Regions from separate parts of the Homo sapiens genome. Here region 2 is linked to region 1. A link is a loop called in an ENCODE intact Hi-C map of the cell type or tissue named here. Cell type or tissue: dorsolateral prefrontal cortex. All regions are shown on one strand. Each heading gives the region's core, and the rest is flanking DNA. Links, peaks and the distances in the headings are about the cores only.

What was found. Peaks named below come from ENCODE experiments on the same cell type or tissue, not always from the same donor. Only the 100,000 strongest peaks of a DNase experiment are listed, where the experiment ranks them.
Region 2: a loop joins it to region 1, with 3 times the contacts of the local background. A loop is called at or near these places in 6 of 110 quality-filtered maps.

The regions. Positions count from the first base shown.
Region 1 is chr7:66,554,185-66,562,515 of GRCh38, reverse strand. It overlaps the pseudogene RABGEF1P1 and the pseudogene SAPCD2P3. Among named protein-coding and RNA genes, the nearest start is that of LINC03011, 65 kb to the right of the region's middle. RefSeq lists silencers at 3,110-3,342, 4,680-4,789 and enhancers at 3,369-4,184, 4,185-5,000. In dorsolateral prefrontal cortex, for the core only: CTCF peaks have their summits at 4,575 and 4,781 (motif pointing left); DNase peaks (open chromatin) are centred at 3,495 and 4,775; H3K4me3 peaks cover 733 bases; H3K27ac peaks cover 2,503 bases.
Region 2 is chr7:66,891,462-66,899,792 of GRCh38, reverse strand. No RefSeq gene overlaps it. Among named protein-coding and RNA genes, the nearest start is that of LINC02604, 8.5 kb to the left of the region's middle. In dorsolateral prefrontal cortex, for the core only: a CTCF peak has its summit at 4,807; no DNase peak of the experiment used is centred there.

The DNA of each region.
Region 1 (8,331 bases), core at 206-8,205:
ACTGTCTCAAAAAAACAAACAAACAAACAAAATAAACCAAAAATTAGCTGGGTGTAGTGGTTCATGCCTGTAATCCCAGCTACTTGGGAGGCTGAGGCAGGATAATCGCTTGAACCTGGGAGGCAGAGGTTGCAGTGAGATCACTCACTGCGCTCCAGCCTGTGTGAGAGAGCAAGACTGTGTGTGGGGGTTGGGGAGTAGATTAGAACATGTATTTCAGCAGTGGAGAGGAGCTAAAATTGAACTATCGAAAAATTGTTTTGCTCTGGTACAGTGGCTGACACCTGTAATTCCAGCACTTTGGGAAGTCAGGGCAGAAGGATCACTTGAGCCCAGGAGTTTGACACCAGCCTGGGCAACACAGTGAGACCTTGTCTTATTATTTTTTTTTTTTAAAGAAAATTGAAAAGTTGGTTTTTGTTTCTGTTTTGTTTTGTTTGAGATGAAGTCTCACTCTGTTGTCCAGGCTGGAGTGCAGTGGCACCATCTCGGCTCACTGTAACCTCTGCCTCCCGGATTCAAGCAATTCTCCTGCCTCAGCCTCCCAAGTAGCCAGGACTACAGGTGCACACCACCACGCCCAGCTAATTTTTGTACTTTTATTAGAGATGGGGTTTCACCCTATTGGCCAGGCTGGTCTGAAACTCCTGACCTCAGGTGATCCATCTGCCTCAGCCTCCCAAAGTGCTGGGGTTACAGGCGTGAGCCACTGCACCCGGCCAAAAGAATTGTTTTTAATGACCGGGTAAAAGGCTTAATTGTATTAACTTTTTAAAAGTCTGTGCGATAAAAAATAAAACTCAGATAAAGTAGAAGGCAACAGTGGGAAGTCATGAATATAAATAAGGGCTTAATATAGTGAAATATCTAAACTTTATTAAAGGTAGTACCTAGGCTTTTTTTTTTTTTTTTTTTTGAGATAGAGTCTCACTCTGTTGCCCAGGCTGGTGCAATCTCGGCTCACTGCAACCTCTGCCTCCCGGGTTCAAGTGATTCTCCTGCCTCACCCTCCCAAGTAGCTTGGACTACAGGTGGTGCCACCACGCCCGGCTAATTTTTTGTATTTTGTTGTAGAGACGGGGTTTCACTGTATTAGCCCAGATGGTCTCAGTCTCCTGACCTTGTGATCCACCTGCCTTGGCCTCCCAAAGTGCTGGGATTATAGGCATGAGCCACCCCACCCAGCATACCTAGGCCTTTATAGATGAGGGATCAATTTTAGTTCAAATAAATGGCACGTATATGGGTAACTAGTTGATAGTAACAAGGGCTGCAGTCAAGGTAATCAAAAAGTGCCATGAGTGCTTAGCCATTTTCACTGAGGGAATGAGGTGACTGCCCCTGACCCCGAGTGTCCTGCCATCCTTTTAGAGTTAAGCCAGACAGTTAGGCTGCTGCAGGCTTCCACAGGATGTATTGGCCCTTGGCGTGTGATGTCATTGGCCTGTGGTAGATGGGGTCTGTGACAACCAGTCCTGGGGGTTTGTTCTCAGCCTTATTCATGCTCTTCTATCGTGACATCCTTATGAGAACCCTTGGGAGAAATTTTTGATTTTGGTGTCAGAATTTCACCTGAAGGATTGGTTTGCTTTCATCTTTTGAACCCTGAGTTATGTAACTGTTTTCATCTTAGTGATGATTGCTAAAAAGTTTAGTTAGAGACAGATAGATGTATGGGCTGACTCTTGACTAATTTAGACATCTTCCAGGAAAACATTTCTGTCTTGTCATCTGTGGCTCTGCCTGTGGGGTTTCTCCATGTTTCTTTTGTTTGTTTGTTTTTGTTTACTTATTAAATTATTATTATTTTTTGAGACAAAGTCTCTCTCTTGTCCCCCAGGCTGGAGTGCAATGGCGCGATCTCGGCTCACTGCAACCTCCACCTATTGGGTTCAAGTGATTCTCCTGCCTCAGCCTCCCAATAGCTGGGATTACAGGTACGTGCCACCATGCCTGGCTAATTTTTGTATTTTTAGTAGAGACAGAGTTTCACCATGTTGGCCAGGCTGGTCTACGAACTCCTGACCTCAGGTGATCTGCCTGCCTCAGCCTCCCAAAGTGCTGGGATTACAGGGTGAGCCACCGTGCCTGGCCTATTGTTTATAATTTTTAAAAAATTGTTTAATGCCTATCTATCTATATTTACTAGAGATGGGGTCTCACTATGTTGCCCAGGCTGGTCTCGAGTTCCTAGGCTCAATCGATATTCTCCCTCATCCTCCCAGAGCATTGGTATTACAGTTGTTATTCTTTTTATTTTCTAGTCTGTTATGCTGAATTGCATTTATCTTTTAAATAGACTTTAAATATTCTTTGGCAGAAAGTGAGGAATAAATACATATATTACACCTATAAAATCAGTAAAACGAAATGAAAATTATCAAGCCCAATGTTGTAAGGGCCATAGGGAAATAAGCGCGTACACGTGGTTAATGACAGTGTGCACCGAGTTTCTGAGGAGTGTGGCTAGCAATAGACACTTAGTGCTATAACATTGATTCTTTTTTGTTTTTTGTTTTTTTTTGTTTTTTGAGATAGAGTCTCGCTCTGTCACCCAGGCTGGAATGCAGTGGTGCGATCTCGGCACACCGCAAGCTCCACCTCCCAGGTTCACACCATTCTCCTGCCTCAGCCTCCGGAGTAGCTGGGACTACAGGCGCCCGCCACCACGCCTGGCTAATTTTTTGTGTTTTTAGTAGAGACGGGGTTTCACTGTGTTAGCCAGGATGGTCTCGATCTCCTGACCTCATGATCCACCCGCCTCAGCCTCCCAAAGTGCTGGGATTACAGTTGCGAGCCACCGCGCCCGACCTATTTATTCTTATTAAGCGGTTAATACCACTTTTGGAAATGTATCGCAGAGAAGTAACCCAAAAGAAGATAGTCCTTACAAAATTATTTATAGCTGCAGTGCACAACAGTGAAAAGAGGGGAAGCAACCCAAATGCACAGTGGTAGAGAGTCAAATAAGTCAGTTAATATAATGGAATGTTACAAAGCTACCAAAAAGGATTCAGTGGGTTAGATAAATAGAAATGTCCACAAAACATGTAAATTATCAAAACATGCATTAAATCTATTTAAGAATATGTAGATATAGCAAAAAGAATGAGCTGGTCATGGTGAGACTGCTAGGTGGGAAGGGGTCCTGGGAAAAACCCCAACCGGCCTGTACACTGGGGTGGAGCCCCCCGGAAAAACTCCAACCGGCCTGTGCACTGGGGTGGAGCTTCGGGAAGTGGCGCAGTCTTTTGTAGCAGGGAGGAGCCTGGCCCCTCTTCTTTCTGTGTAGAACCTGGGATTCTAGCTGCTGGCAGGAAGCACTGTAGCAGAGACTCTGGCCTTGTGAGAGTCCTTCTTTCCCCCTTTTCTTCCTTTTCACTCAATAAAACCCTGTCTTACTCACCATTCAAACCGTCTGCCAGCCCGGGGCAGACACTCTTCTGTCTCCTGCTTCCAGTCCTGTAAAGATGCCAGGATCTCCCAGGGCATGGCAGGCACCCTCAAAGGTAGACGTGATTGAGGCCCTAATGGGCTGTCTCCAGCCTGCTGACGGGGGTGGCGGCTTCTCCCGGGCTGCCGCTGGCCAACCCACTGCGCTGCAGTCCACCTGGTGCTGGGGCTGTGGTGCTAGGGCTGTGGGGCACAGTCCTTCAGGACCCACTCCCTTTCCTGCCCAGAAGATCCAGGCCTGGCGTCCTTATGTCCCCTGGAAAGCTCACTCCCATCCTCAGGGTAGGAGGGCAGTTGCACGCTGGGCTGGTTTGGGCGTGTCCTGGGACACCCCTGCAGGCCAGATGCAGCAGGGGATGTGGCTCTGAGGGGTTGCTGTGGGCAGGTTAGCGTGGAGCTGGGTTCTGGAAAGGAGTTGCCGTGCTGTCTGCCAGGACCCCTCCTCTGAGACAGGGTTGCCTTGTGGGACAGTGCCCCAAAGTGCCCTGGGCACGAGGGGTCCCTGCGCCCCCCACACACTGACCCCGCATTGGGGGGCCCTGCACCCCACACACTGATCCTGCATCGGGGGGCCCTGGACCATCCTTGATGTTGCCATGCCCCTAGCTCTGGTGGCACTGGGACCCTCCAGGATGGGCTGAGCAGGGGCCCCCTCCACCAGTGCAAACCCCAGCACCAGCGGGAGTGGGCCTAGGCAGGGGGTGCAGGGAGTGACACTCAAGGGGACCTGCCCCAGCCTCCTCTTGTACTCTGGGGGTTCTCGTTTTCCTTGGCTGAGGGAAGTGGCCTCTCCCCGCTGAAACCTGGGGTCAGGCTGAGTGTGGGAGGAAACGGGGGTGGGGAGTGAGCAGGACCCCAGACCTTGGGAATCCTGAGTTGGGGTGGGGGGGCAGGCTCTGCCTACGATGTGCCTGGGGGCCTGGGCTGAACCCCCTCCTGGGGAGCCAGGCTCACAGGTTGTTCTGTGGGACTCAACAGGGGACAGCGTCCTGGCCAGGGTGAGGAAGGCCATCACACCGGGGTCTGCGGGAGGCATATGCAGGCTAAGCTCTCACCTGCCTGGCCCCCCCCACCCCGCAATCTGCTGCAGCCATTCTCTCTGCCTTGGCCGGGACCCGAAGTCCGACCACCATTCCTGGGGCTCCCCTGCCAGGCGGGCACCCCCTGCTTAGAGGCCATCCCCACCCCCTCCATCTGCCCCTGTCCTAGTGACAGCCACCTGTCCTGGTGCCCTGGTTGAGGGGAGGAAGCTGTCCTTGCACCCCTGGTCTCGGGCGCAGCCTCAGCGCCGCATCAGAGCTGCCCGGCCCCCCTCTACTGGCCATTGTCGGAAGTGCAGCCCGGCGTGAGCATTGCCTTTCCCTGGAGATGGGACCCAGAGCAGCACCGCTGGAAACAGGGAGTCCCCCACTGTTCCTGACAGCGGCAGTAGCAATTGCGGACCATGCAGACTCAAGAGAGCCCCAGCCCATGTCAGCACCAGGAGCCAAAACCGAGTCAAGGGCTCGGTGCGGGGACCAGCTGGGGGCGGACCTGGGAAGCCTGGATGGCAAGTGGGGCAGGAAGGCGCCCACTCCGGGACTGCCTGGGCTGCAGGGGGTCTCCAGCCAGAGACGTTGGGTGAGACAGGGCGTCCGCCCTCGAAGGGCTGAGTGACAGAACTGCCCTGGGGTTCCGCCCAGCCCAAACGGGCTAGATGAAGGTGGAGTCCAGAGGCCTCCCCGTCCTGCTGGCTGAGGGCCTGGGCCTCAAACAGCTGCTTCATTATGAGCGCCGACTTCTGCTCCAGCTGCATGACGCGCCCACTCTTCTCGGTCACCTCCTGGGTGAGGCGTCGGTTCTGCTCCTTCAGCATAAGGATAGTCTGCTGCTGCCACCCCGGGAAGGAGGTGAACGTCAGGGCAGGGCAGAGGGGCCCGGAGGAGGACGTAGGTAGGGCCCGGCTGGCACCGGCCGCAGCCAGCAACTCCCCCACGCACCGGGCCACCTCCTGTACCTTAGGCAGTAGCCGCCCCAGTGGGTGGGGGCTCCCCGCAGGCCCAAAGTCGGCGCTGGCTCTGCTCTGGCCCAGGCGGCACTGGCGGTCCTGCACTGGTTGCAGCCGCTGCTGGTACCAGTCGCGACCCCGCCATCATCTCCAAACCCTGCAGCAGCACCACCTTCTCCTGCTCCAGCTCCTTCATCTGCTTCAGCAGGCCGCAGTCCACGCCGCTGGTGATGGTGAGCCTCCGACTTCCCTTCGGGCACGGGGGGCCAGTCGGACATCCCGAGTCCACCTCCAGGGCCCTGCAGGCCAATGAACCTGCGTCCGCGCTTGCGCTCTGGGTCCGCTCTGGCTCCGCGGGCAGGACGCCGCCTCGGCGGGGGGTGTACAGCTGCTCCGGGCTGCGGGCCGCGCCGCGCCGCCTGAACCTGGGCGGGGGCTTCTCCAGGACTGTCTGTGGCTCGTTGGCCAGCGTAAACGCCAGGCGCTGCAGCGGCTGGTCCCCAGGCTGGGCCGGGGCGCACGTGGGGTCCCGGGGGCAGCCGATGGCGCTCAGCAGCTAGGTGGGCAGGTCGGCCACAAAGCGCTCGAAGGTCAGGCAGCCACTGGCCGAGGCCACCTGGCGCAGGCCCTCCAGCATCCCACGGGGCAGCTCCCGCGTGTCGGCCCCCCGCCAGCGGGACTGGCTCTGGCGCAGGTGCACGCAGCCGCCCCGCGGGTCGTCCAGGATGTCCAACAGGGTGCGCAGGCTCTGCAGGAAGGCGCACGGCAGCCCCTCCGTGCTGGGCGCGGGCGCGGGCGCGAGGGGGAGGCACGTGGCCCCGCTCAGCCATGGCAGCCCCAGCCATGGGCGCCCGGGCTCGGTCCCAGCGTCCACCCGCGTCCGTCCCCGTGCGGCCCCACGGCGGGGCCAGCCCAGCCCACAGCAGTCTCAACCTCTCGGGCTCAAGCCATTTTTCTGCCTCAGCTTTTCGAGTAGTTGGGACTACAGCCACGCACCCCTACGTGGGCTAATTTTTGTATTCTCGCATCCAGTACAAAGATGCTTTTTGTAGTAGCCACATTTCTAAAAAGCGGTATGCAAATTGAGATTGTCGAAAACATTCTAAAATGTAACAGAGGCACAGAAGCAATAAAAAGATTCTTTTATCAGACAACTTCTTCCTTCTCCGTGGAGCTCAGAGGCAGCTTACGTTGTGATTAGAAATGTGGGCTTGGCCAGGCGTAGTGGCTTACACCTGTAATCCCAGCACTTTGGGAGGCCAAGGCGGGCAGATCACCTGAGGTCAAGAGTTCAAGACCAGCCTGGCCAACATGGTGAAACACTGTCTGTACTAAAAATACAAAAATTAACTGGGCGTGGTGGTAGGCGCCTGTAATCTCAGCTACTTGAAAGGCTGAGGCAGGAGAATCGCTTGAACCTAGGAGGCAGAAGTTGCAGTGAGCAGAGATCAGGCCACTGCACTCCAGCCTGAACAACAAAGAGTGAAACTCCATCTCCAAAAAAAAAAAAAAAAAAAAGACTGTGGGCTTTACAGTCAGATAGACATGGTTTCAAATTCCCACCCTGCTACCTGCTGTCTGTATGATCTTGGGCAAATCATTTAACTTCTCTGAACTTCAGCCCCCTCATCACTAAAATGGATAATATTAATAAGAGTATCCATTGTGGCTGGGCGTGGTGGCTCACGCCTGTAATCCCAACACTTTGGGAGGCTGCCTGAGGCAGGCGGATCACCTGAGGTCGGGAGTTTGAGACCAGCTGGCCCAACATGGAGAAACCCCAACTCTACTAAAAATACAAAATTAGCTGGGCATGGTGGCACATGCCTGTAATCCTAGCTACTCGGGAGACTGAGGCAGGAGAATCACTTGAACCTGGTGGGTGGAGGTTGCGGTGAGCCAAGATTGCACCATTGCACTCCAGCCTGGGCAAAAACAACGAAACTCCATCTCAAAAAAAAAAAAAGAAAAGAAAAAAAGAAAAAATAAGAGTATCTATTGCATAATCTTAGGATTAGAGAAATGTGCTTGTAGGGTACACTGTGTAGTACTTGGCTTATGGGTCTGTTTTCCGTGAGTATGAGATCATATTTACTAAGTTATTATACACTAAGTTAACTGCTGGAAAGGGGGTTAGTGAGGATTCCTTCATAACTTTAGAGATGAAACATGATTTTCCTATTGCTTCTTTTTTGTGATTCTTTTCTCATGGGAAATACTGTCTTTTCTGCTTTGTAGATATTGAAATGGATTCCAGGCGTGTGCCTCGAGACAAGCTGGCCTGCATCACCAAGTGCAGCAAGCACATCTTCGATGCCATCAAGATCACCTAGAACGAGCTGGCGTCAGCAGATGACTTCCTCCCCACCCTCATCTACATTGTTTTGAAGGGCAACCCCCATGCCTTCAGTCTAATATCCAGTATATCACGTGCTTCTGCAATCCAAGCCGACTGATGACTGGAGAGGATGGCTACTATTTCACCAATCTGGTGAGTAAGTGAGTTCTTGGCGTTGTGGAGAAGGACTAGGAAGGTGGTGGTTTTGGGGATGTGATAGGTCACTCAGGCCCATGACAGGTGAATGCTTCTGTGTGAGAAGGCAGCACGGCTGAGGAAGCTCACTTTGCATCAGGGAGCACAAGGACCAGGCCGTACAGACACTCCGCCTCCCCGCACTTGATCAGAGATTGTGTTTATCCTACAGAAACAGATGACATGTGTTGGGCATCACTCCCCACGGTCCTGGGTAGAAGAGTCCTTCACTTGGCAGGGCTTTTTCAACCAATGAATAAGGCAAATTATATATAAGTTAATAATGCCATTTCGAACCGAGACAGATGGCAGCTAAATGAAGTTTAATTAAAGAATGAGCGCTGGGGCCCTTTTTATT
Region 2 (8,331 bases), core at 135-8,134, 340 kb before region 1:
CTAGCTTCAGCTCCTCTGTCACTTGTCCGCTTTAGCACCACCTCCTCCAGGAAGTCTTCCTTGACTCCCTAGATTCTCAGGAGCATGGGAAGCGAGGTGCTCCTCCCATAAATGAATGGAGATTAGGGAGTGTGTGTTATTCATGTTTAATTCACCAGTGCTTACCTCAGTACCTGGCACAAAATAGTCATGGTGGTGGCCAAAGTATCACAGTGGTGGCCAAAGTAATGACCCCCCAACTGCTCATGTCCTATGTTACACCGCATAATTACATAGGAAGGGGGAATTAAGAGTACAGATGGAATTAATGTTGCTAATCAGCTGACCTTAAAACAAGATTATCCTGCAGTATCTGGGTGAGCCCATGTAATTACAAGGGTTCTTTAAATGTGGAAGAGGGAGGCAGAAGGTTAAGAACCAGAGACATTGGGCATAATGGCTCATGCCTGCATTACCAGTACTTTGGGAGGCCAACACAGGAAAATCCCTTGAGTGCAGGAGTTCAAGGCCAGCCTTGGCAACATAGCAAGGCCCATCTCTACAAAAAAAAAAAAAAAAGTCAAAATTCACCGAGTGTCATGGCACCAACCTGTAGTCCCAGCTACTGGGAAGGATGAAGTGGGAGGATTGCTTGAGCCTGGAAATCTGAGGTTACAATGAGCCATGATTGGACTACTGAACTCCATCCTGGGTGACAGAGCAAGGTCCTGCTTCTAAAGAAAAAAACAAAAGGACATTGGAATCAGGGTCCCCTCCATCCTAAGGTGCCTACAAGACATCTCTCTCTGCAAATGAGTGAACATCATCCTCCAGCTCCTCACAGAGTGGAGCAGCAGGAAAACTCCCTCACCTCATTTCTGTGCTGCTTGGGAGGCCTGGACAGCTCAATAACCAGCTCCTTGTGGAAGAACCAATTGGGAAATGGCTCGAGTTGAGCTAAGGAGAATTTGGTTCTTTCTTATGGTTCTCAATAGGCAGGGTAGGGGCCAGGCATGGTGACTCATACCTGTAATCCTTGCACTTCGGGAGGCCAAAGTGAGAGGATCGCTTGAGGCCAGGAGCTCAAAACCAGCCTGGGCAACATAGCAAGACCCGGGTGGCATGCACTTGTGGTCCCCACTACTTGGTAGGATAAGGTGGGAGGACTGATTACTTGATCCCAGGAGTTTCAGTCTGCAGTGAGCCATGATGATACCACTGCACCCCAGCCTGGCTGACAGAGCCAGACCATGTCTCAAAAAGTAAAAGAGACTATAGGCAAGCAACAACACATCTGGCTAATTTTTAAATATTCTGTTGAGATGAGGTCTTGCTAGGTTGGTCTAAAACTCCTGGCATCAGGCCAGACACAGTGGCTCATGCCTGTAATCCCAGCACTTTGGGCGGCTGAGGTAGGGGGATCACCTGAAATCAGGAGTTTGAGACCAGCCTGACCAACATGGCAAAACTCCGTCTCTACTAAAAATACAAAAATTAGTCGGGCAGTAGTGGCATGTACCTGTAATCCCAGCTACTCAAGAGGCTGAGGCAGGAGAATCGCTTGAACCTGGGAGGTGAAGGCTGCAGGCAGCTGAGATCACACCACTGCACTCCACTCTGGGCGAGAGTGAGATTCTGTTTCAAAACAAAACAAAACAAAAACCTCCTGGCATCAAGAGATCTTCCTGTCTCAGCATCCAAATGCCCCGGGATTATATTTTTTGTTTACCATAATTGAAAACACTTGTTCTTATACTGCTTTAAGGTATAAACGAAAAAAAATGGACAATAACAAATGTTGGTGAAGGCCAGGCATGATGGCTCAGCCTGTAATTCCAGAACTTTGGGAGGGTGAGGTGGGCAGATCACTTGAGGCCAGGAGTAAGAGACCAGCCTGGGCAACATGGTAAAACCCCATCACTACAAAAAAATATAAAAATTAGCCAGGCATGATGGCGTGTACCTATAATTCCCAGCTACTCAGGAGGCTGAGATGAGAAGATCATTTGTGCCTGGGAGGTCAAGGCTGCAGTGAACTGTGATGGCGTCACTGTACTGCAGCCTGAGAGACAGAGCAAGCCCCTGTCTAGAAAAAAAAAATAATGTCAGTGAAGATGTGGAGGAACTGGAACCCACATACATCACTGGTGGAAATATAAAATGGTGTAACCACTTTGGGTATTTCTTTTCTTGTCATTTTAATTGGATTTTTAAAAGAAAAATCAAGACAGGGTCTCACTGTCTTGCCCAGGCTGGTCTTGAACTTGTGTGCTCAACCCATCCTCTCAAATGAGCCTCCTGAGTAGCAGGGATTACAGGTGTGAGCCATTGCACCCAACTGGTGTAGCCACTTTAGAAAACAGTCTGGCAGTTTCCCAAAAGGTTAAATGTAAAATATAATGTAACAATTTCACTCCTAGGCATATATCCCAGAGAAATAAAAATATATGTCCACACAAAAACTTGTACTGTAATCTTCATAGCAGCATTATTCATAATAGCCAATACGTGGAAACAACCCAAATGTCCACCAACTGATAAATGGATCAACAAAATGCAGTGTGTCTCTACCATGGAATATTATTCAGCCATAGAAAAAATGAAATACTGATATACCCTATGACATAAAGGAACTTTGAAAACATTGTGCTAAGAGGGAAAAATGCCACAAAAGATCACCTATTGTACAATTCTATTTGTCCAGATTAGGTAGTGACAGAAAATGAATCCATGGTTGCCTGAGGCTGGGGGCAAAGGCAGGTTGGGGGAGTGGATGTAATGGCTAAGGGTGCAGATTTCTCTATAGAGTAATGAATGGTTCTAAAAGTGACTGCGGTGATCGATGCACAGCTCTGTGAATATTCTAAAATATTCTGAACTGCAGATTTCAATAAATTGAATGGTGTGTGAATCATATTTTAATAAAGCTATTATTTAAAAACATAATAATAAGGGGCTAGGCACAGGTGGTCATGCCTGCCTGTAATCCCAGCACTTTGGAAGGCTGAGGCAGGAGGATCACTTGAGGTCAGGAGTTTGAGACCAGTCTGAGCAACCTAACAAGATCCCATCTCTATGAAAAAATAAATAAGTAAATAAATAAATAAAAAATTAGCTGGGCATGGCGGCACATGTCCGTAGTTTCAGCTACTTGGGAGACTGACGTGGGAGGATGGCTTGAGGCCAGGAGTTTGAAGCTGTAGTGAACCATGATCATGTCACTGTACTGCAGCCTGGGCCACAGATCAAGATCTTCTCTCTAAAAAGGAAAGAAAAGAAATGCAAGTTTTTATCACTTTTTGAGTGTAGCCAAGTTTGAGGAGAAATAGATAAGAATAAAAGAGCACTGAATAATGATGGTTAGTGGCTGGTTAGGCTCAGCTGCCAGCTAAGTGGATTCTGAAAAATTTGTTAGTAAAGTTACAGCTCTGGGGACAGTCATGCAGTCAAACAATGAATGCTAAATTCATTACAAATGCCCATGGTCTTTCTTTACATGCCTTCTAGTGAAAAATTCCTAAGTGCCTGAATAGCAAGTCTGCAATGATAGCAGCTGTTTATTAAAGGCTACAAAAAAGAAATGGCATCTTCTTCAAGAATGACAAAGTGTTTCATGATAAAGAAGCTCTAATTTTGCATTTGTTCAAGTATTGATTAGATTTAGCCAATATGAAACCAATCTTGGATAAAGTGCAAACAACATAATTTCATTTTCTCATTAATCAAAACTGATTAGGTAGTCTAATGTCAATTCTGATCTTATTAAAAAGTGATCAGATAAAAAAAATTACGGAATGATGAAACCAATAAGATGTTACAACCTGTTCCAAGGAGAATTCCAAAACCCACACATATCTGAGACCATCAAGTATGAGGAAATATATCTGATTACTAAAATTAAAAATAAACTGATTATATAGCCAACAATAATTAGGCAGGGGTCTCCTCATCCACAGCCACACAAACTCAATCATGCAGCTATGTGGCTGCAAGGCCTCCATAGCCTAGAAGGGACTGGTCTGACTTGAAATTTCATTTTATTTGTATTTGTATTTTGAGACAGGGTCCCGCTCTGTCACCCAGGTTGGAGTGCAGTGATATAATCATAGTTCACTGCAGCCTCGTCCAACTGGACTCAAGAGATCATCCTGCCTCAGCCTACCCCTAACTGGGAATACAAGCAAGTGCCACCATGTCAGGCTATTCTTTTTTTTAATTTTTGTAAAGAGAGGAGTCTTGCTATGTTGCCCAAGCTGGACTCAAACTCCTAGCCTCAAGAGATCTGCCCACCTCGGCCTCCTGAGTAACTGGGGCCATAGGTACACAGCACCATGCTCAGCTGTATTTAGTTTACTGTATTAAATTTCTCTATTTTGTTTTTGTAGAGAGGATGTCTTGCTATGTTGCCCAGGCTGCTCTCCAACTCCTGGGCCTTAAAACATACTCCCATCTCTGCCTCTCAAACTGTTAGAACTACAGGTGTGAGCCACTGCACCTGGCCCGACTTGAGATTTCTTTCATCTAGCATCCTTTACTTGGTAGGATTGGGAAAGGCAGCAGTGTTTTTTAAAATTACTTAATAATTCCATTAGAATCAAGCTCAACCTTGACCCCTGCCTTATCTCACAGCCCACACCCAGTCTGTCAGGAAATCCTATTGGCTGACTTCAACATCTATCCAGGTTCTGACCATCTCTCACCACAGCCATGACCCTGGTCAGGACCACTACCATCTCCCACCTGGATGCTGACACAGCTTGGCCCCCATGCTTCTACCCAAATCTTCCCACAGTCTTTCTCAACTCAGCAGCCAGGGGGTGCTTTTAAATCAGGAGACAGATCATGTCGCCTCTCTACTCAGAACCCTCCTGCAGTTCCCATTTCAGTCAGAATAGAAGTCAAAGCCTCAGCAATAGCCTCCCAGGGCTTACACGATCTATACTGATCACCGCCTAGCAACTCCCTGGCCTGCTCCCTTACTTCTCTCCCTCTCTCTCTCTGCTCCACTGGCCTCCTTCCAGAGCCTCAGACTCACCAGGGAGTCTCCTAATGCCTTTATCCTGTTGATTCAGCCTACAACGCTCTTCCCTCAGCACCTTGGCCAGCTCCATCACCTGCTTCAAGCTTTTGCTCAATTTTCACTTGTGAGGCCAACCCTCACCACTCTATTTAACATTTCCATCTGTCATGCGTCCTTCCTTTCTTCCTTCCTTCCTTTCCTTCCTCCTCCCTCTCTTCCCTCCTTCCCTCCCTCTTTTTTTCTTTCTCTCTTTTCTCTTTCTTTCTTGAAAGAGGGTCTTGCTTTATTGCCCAGGCTGGAGTATAGTGGCTCAATCACAGCTCACAACAACCTCAACCTCCCAGACTTAAACAATCCTCCCACCTCAGCCTCCCTAGGAGCTGAGACTACAAGTGCATACCACAACATCTGCCTAATTTAACAAAAATTTTTTTCAATAAGAAGTCTCACTATGTTGCCCAGGCTTGTCTTAAATTCCTGGGCTCAAGCGATGCTCCCCATCTCAGCTACCTGAAGTGCTGGGATTACAGGTGTGAGCAACTGCCCCTGGCTCATGTTCGTTTCTTCTTGCTGCTGCAACAAACTACCCTATATTTAGTGCCTTAAAACACCAAAAATCTGCCATATTATAGTTCTGGGAACCAGAGGCCCAAACTAGGCCTATTAAGGCTAAAGTCAAGGTGTAAGAGGGGCTGCATTCCTTCTGGAGGCTCTAGAGAGAATGTGCTCCCTTGTCTTTTCCAGCTTCTAGAAGCCACCCCATTCCTTGACTCACCTTGAAGATAGCCCCTGACTCCATCTTGAAGGCCAGAACTGCAACATCTTCAAATCTCCCTCTCTGACCTCTTCTTCCATCACCACATCATCTTCTCTAATTCTGAGAATTAATGAAATATTATGCTTGATGTTATTGTGATCATCATACCTATTCCAAACTATTTGACAAGGACAGTGATGGATGATAACATCAAAAGATTAGAAACTGTAATGAGGTCTCTTGGGCAAAATTCCATACAAGCAAATTACTGTCTCTCCAAAGCACTCCTGCCACTCTTACTTCACCATTCCCTGAACAAAATGTGCCATCTTCATTGTCCAGGTCTTTACAGTGCTGGTTTCCCCACCTGGACAGCCCACTCCATCCCATCCCAGCCCATTCCCCATCCCTCCACCTCCTCCTTCCCTCCTCACTCTCATACAACTCTTCCTCATCTTTCAGGACCCAGCTTCAATGTCAACTTAACTGGAAGCTTCTCTCACCCTCCAGAAGTGCTTTCCATTGTTCTTGATGTATGCACTATTATTTGATCATTTTTTAGTTACAGTCCAAGTCTTTTTGTACCTGAATAACATGTTGCCCAGTCAGTCTCTCTTCCTGGACTCTGACGTCTTTCATGGTAGATCCAGCTGGAAGTGACAAAAAGACATCCTTTAAAAAAAAAAGGAGGGATGAAACAGACATCAGTACTTAAAAGTTTTAAATGGTATGTGAAAAGCAAACAAAATTCAAGGGCTTCTAGGAAAAACGTAGGATGGAAGGTGTTAGTGGGAAATATGATAAAGGGTTAATTTTTATTTTATTTTATTCTTTGAGAAAGGGTCTTGCTCTATTGCGTGGGCAGGACTGCAGTGATATAATCACAGCTCATGGAAGCCTCTACCTCCGGGGCTAGAGCAATCTTCCCACCTGATTTTTATTTTATTTAAGAAACACAGTCTTACTCTGTTACCAAAGCTGGAGTGCAGTGGTGTGATCATAGCTTACTGCAGCCTCAACCTCCTAGGCTCAAGTGATCCTCCAGTCTCAGCGTCCCATGTAGCTGGGACTACAGGTGTGCACTGCAATGTCCAGCTCATTTTTTAAAAAATTTTAATAGAAACAAAGTGTCACTCTGTTGACCAGGCTGGTGATGATCTCCTACCCTCAAGCAGTTCTCCCACCTCAGTCTTCCAAAGTGCTGGGATTACAGGTGTGAGCTGCCACATCTGGCTGAGGGTGTTAATTTTTAATTATATAAAGAGTTCAAAGCAAACATTAGAAGGAGCCTAAACGCCTACAGTGGCTGACTGGTAAACTGTGATACATCTATATAATAAAATATTATGCAACCATGAAAAGGAGTAAGATAGATCAATAGGTATTGGCATAGATGTCCACGAAATATGAAAATGTGAAGTGATGTCCAATTAGCCTATATGTATCTTGAAGAATATGGCCCATTTTTGCAATAGCAATTATTTCCTGAGATAAAATTGTGGGTCTAAAGAGTGAAGGAAAATTTTCACTTCTTTATTTAAAAGTATTTACTATTTTTATAATTTCATAAAAAATAGATAATCAAATTAGTAAAAGACTCATTAACTCTATAAATAAAGGGAAAAGACACAGACAGCCCAGGCATGGTGGCTCACACTTATAATACCAGTACTTTGGGAGGGGGTGGTGGGAGGATCGCTTGAGGCCAGGAATTCCAGAATACCCTGGGAAACATAGCAAGACCTCGTCTCTACTAAAAATAAAAAAAATTAGTCAGGTATGGTTCCATGTGCCTATAGTCTCAGCAACCGAGGTGGAAGGATCACCTGAGCCCAGGAGGTCAAGGCTGCAGTGAGTCAAGACTGTATCACTACACTCAAGCCTCGGCGACAGGGTGAGACTTGGTCTCAAAAATTAAAAAAGGACAATGAAGAAATAAAGCTGATAAGCTAACACAAGGAAAGATATTAAAATATGACAAATAAAAATAAAGTAATACTAGGTATTTTATTTATTAAAAATAGTCAAACAAAAAATAACTTGTTAAATTATAATACCCTGTGCCGGCAAAGGTGCAATGAAATGTGCATTTTCTTTTTTTTTTTTTTTTTTTTTTTTTGAGACAGAGTCTCACTCTATTGCCAGGCTGGAGTGCAGTGGCGTGCTCACTGCAACTTCCAACTCCTGTGTTCAAGCGATGCTCCTGCCTCAGCCTCTCGAGTAGCTAAAATTACAGGCACAGACCAGCACGCCCAGCCAATTTTTGTATTTTTAGTAGAGACGGGGTTTCACCATGTTGGCCAGGGTGGTCTCGATTTCTATCTCGTGATCCACCCACCTCAGCCTCCCAAAGTGCTGGGATTACAGGCATGAGCCACTGCGCCTGGCCTGAAATGGGCAATTTTTTTACACTATTAGTGGTGTTTAAATTGTATATAAGCCTTTGAGAGTAAAGCTTGGCAGTCTTTTTAAAATAATACAGACAGTGATTCCCTATACTGCCTCCTCTAACTCCTGGCTTCAAGCAATCCTCCCTCCCACCTCAGCGTCCCAAAGTGCTGGAATTAAAGGCAGA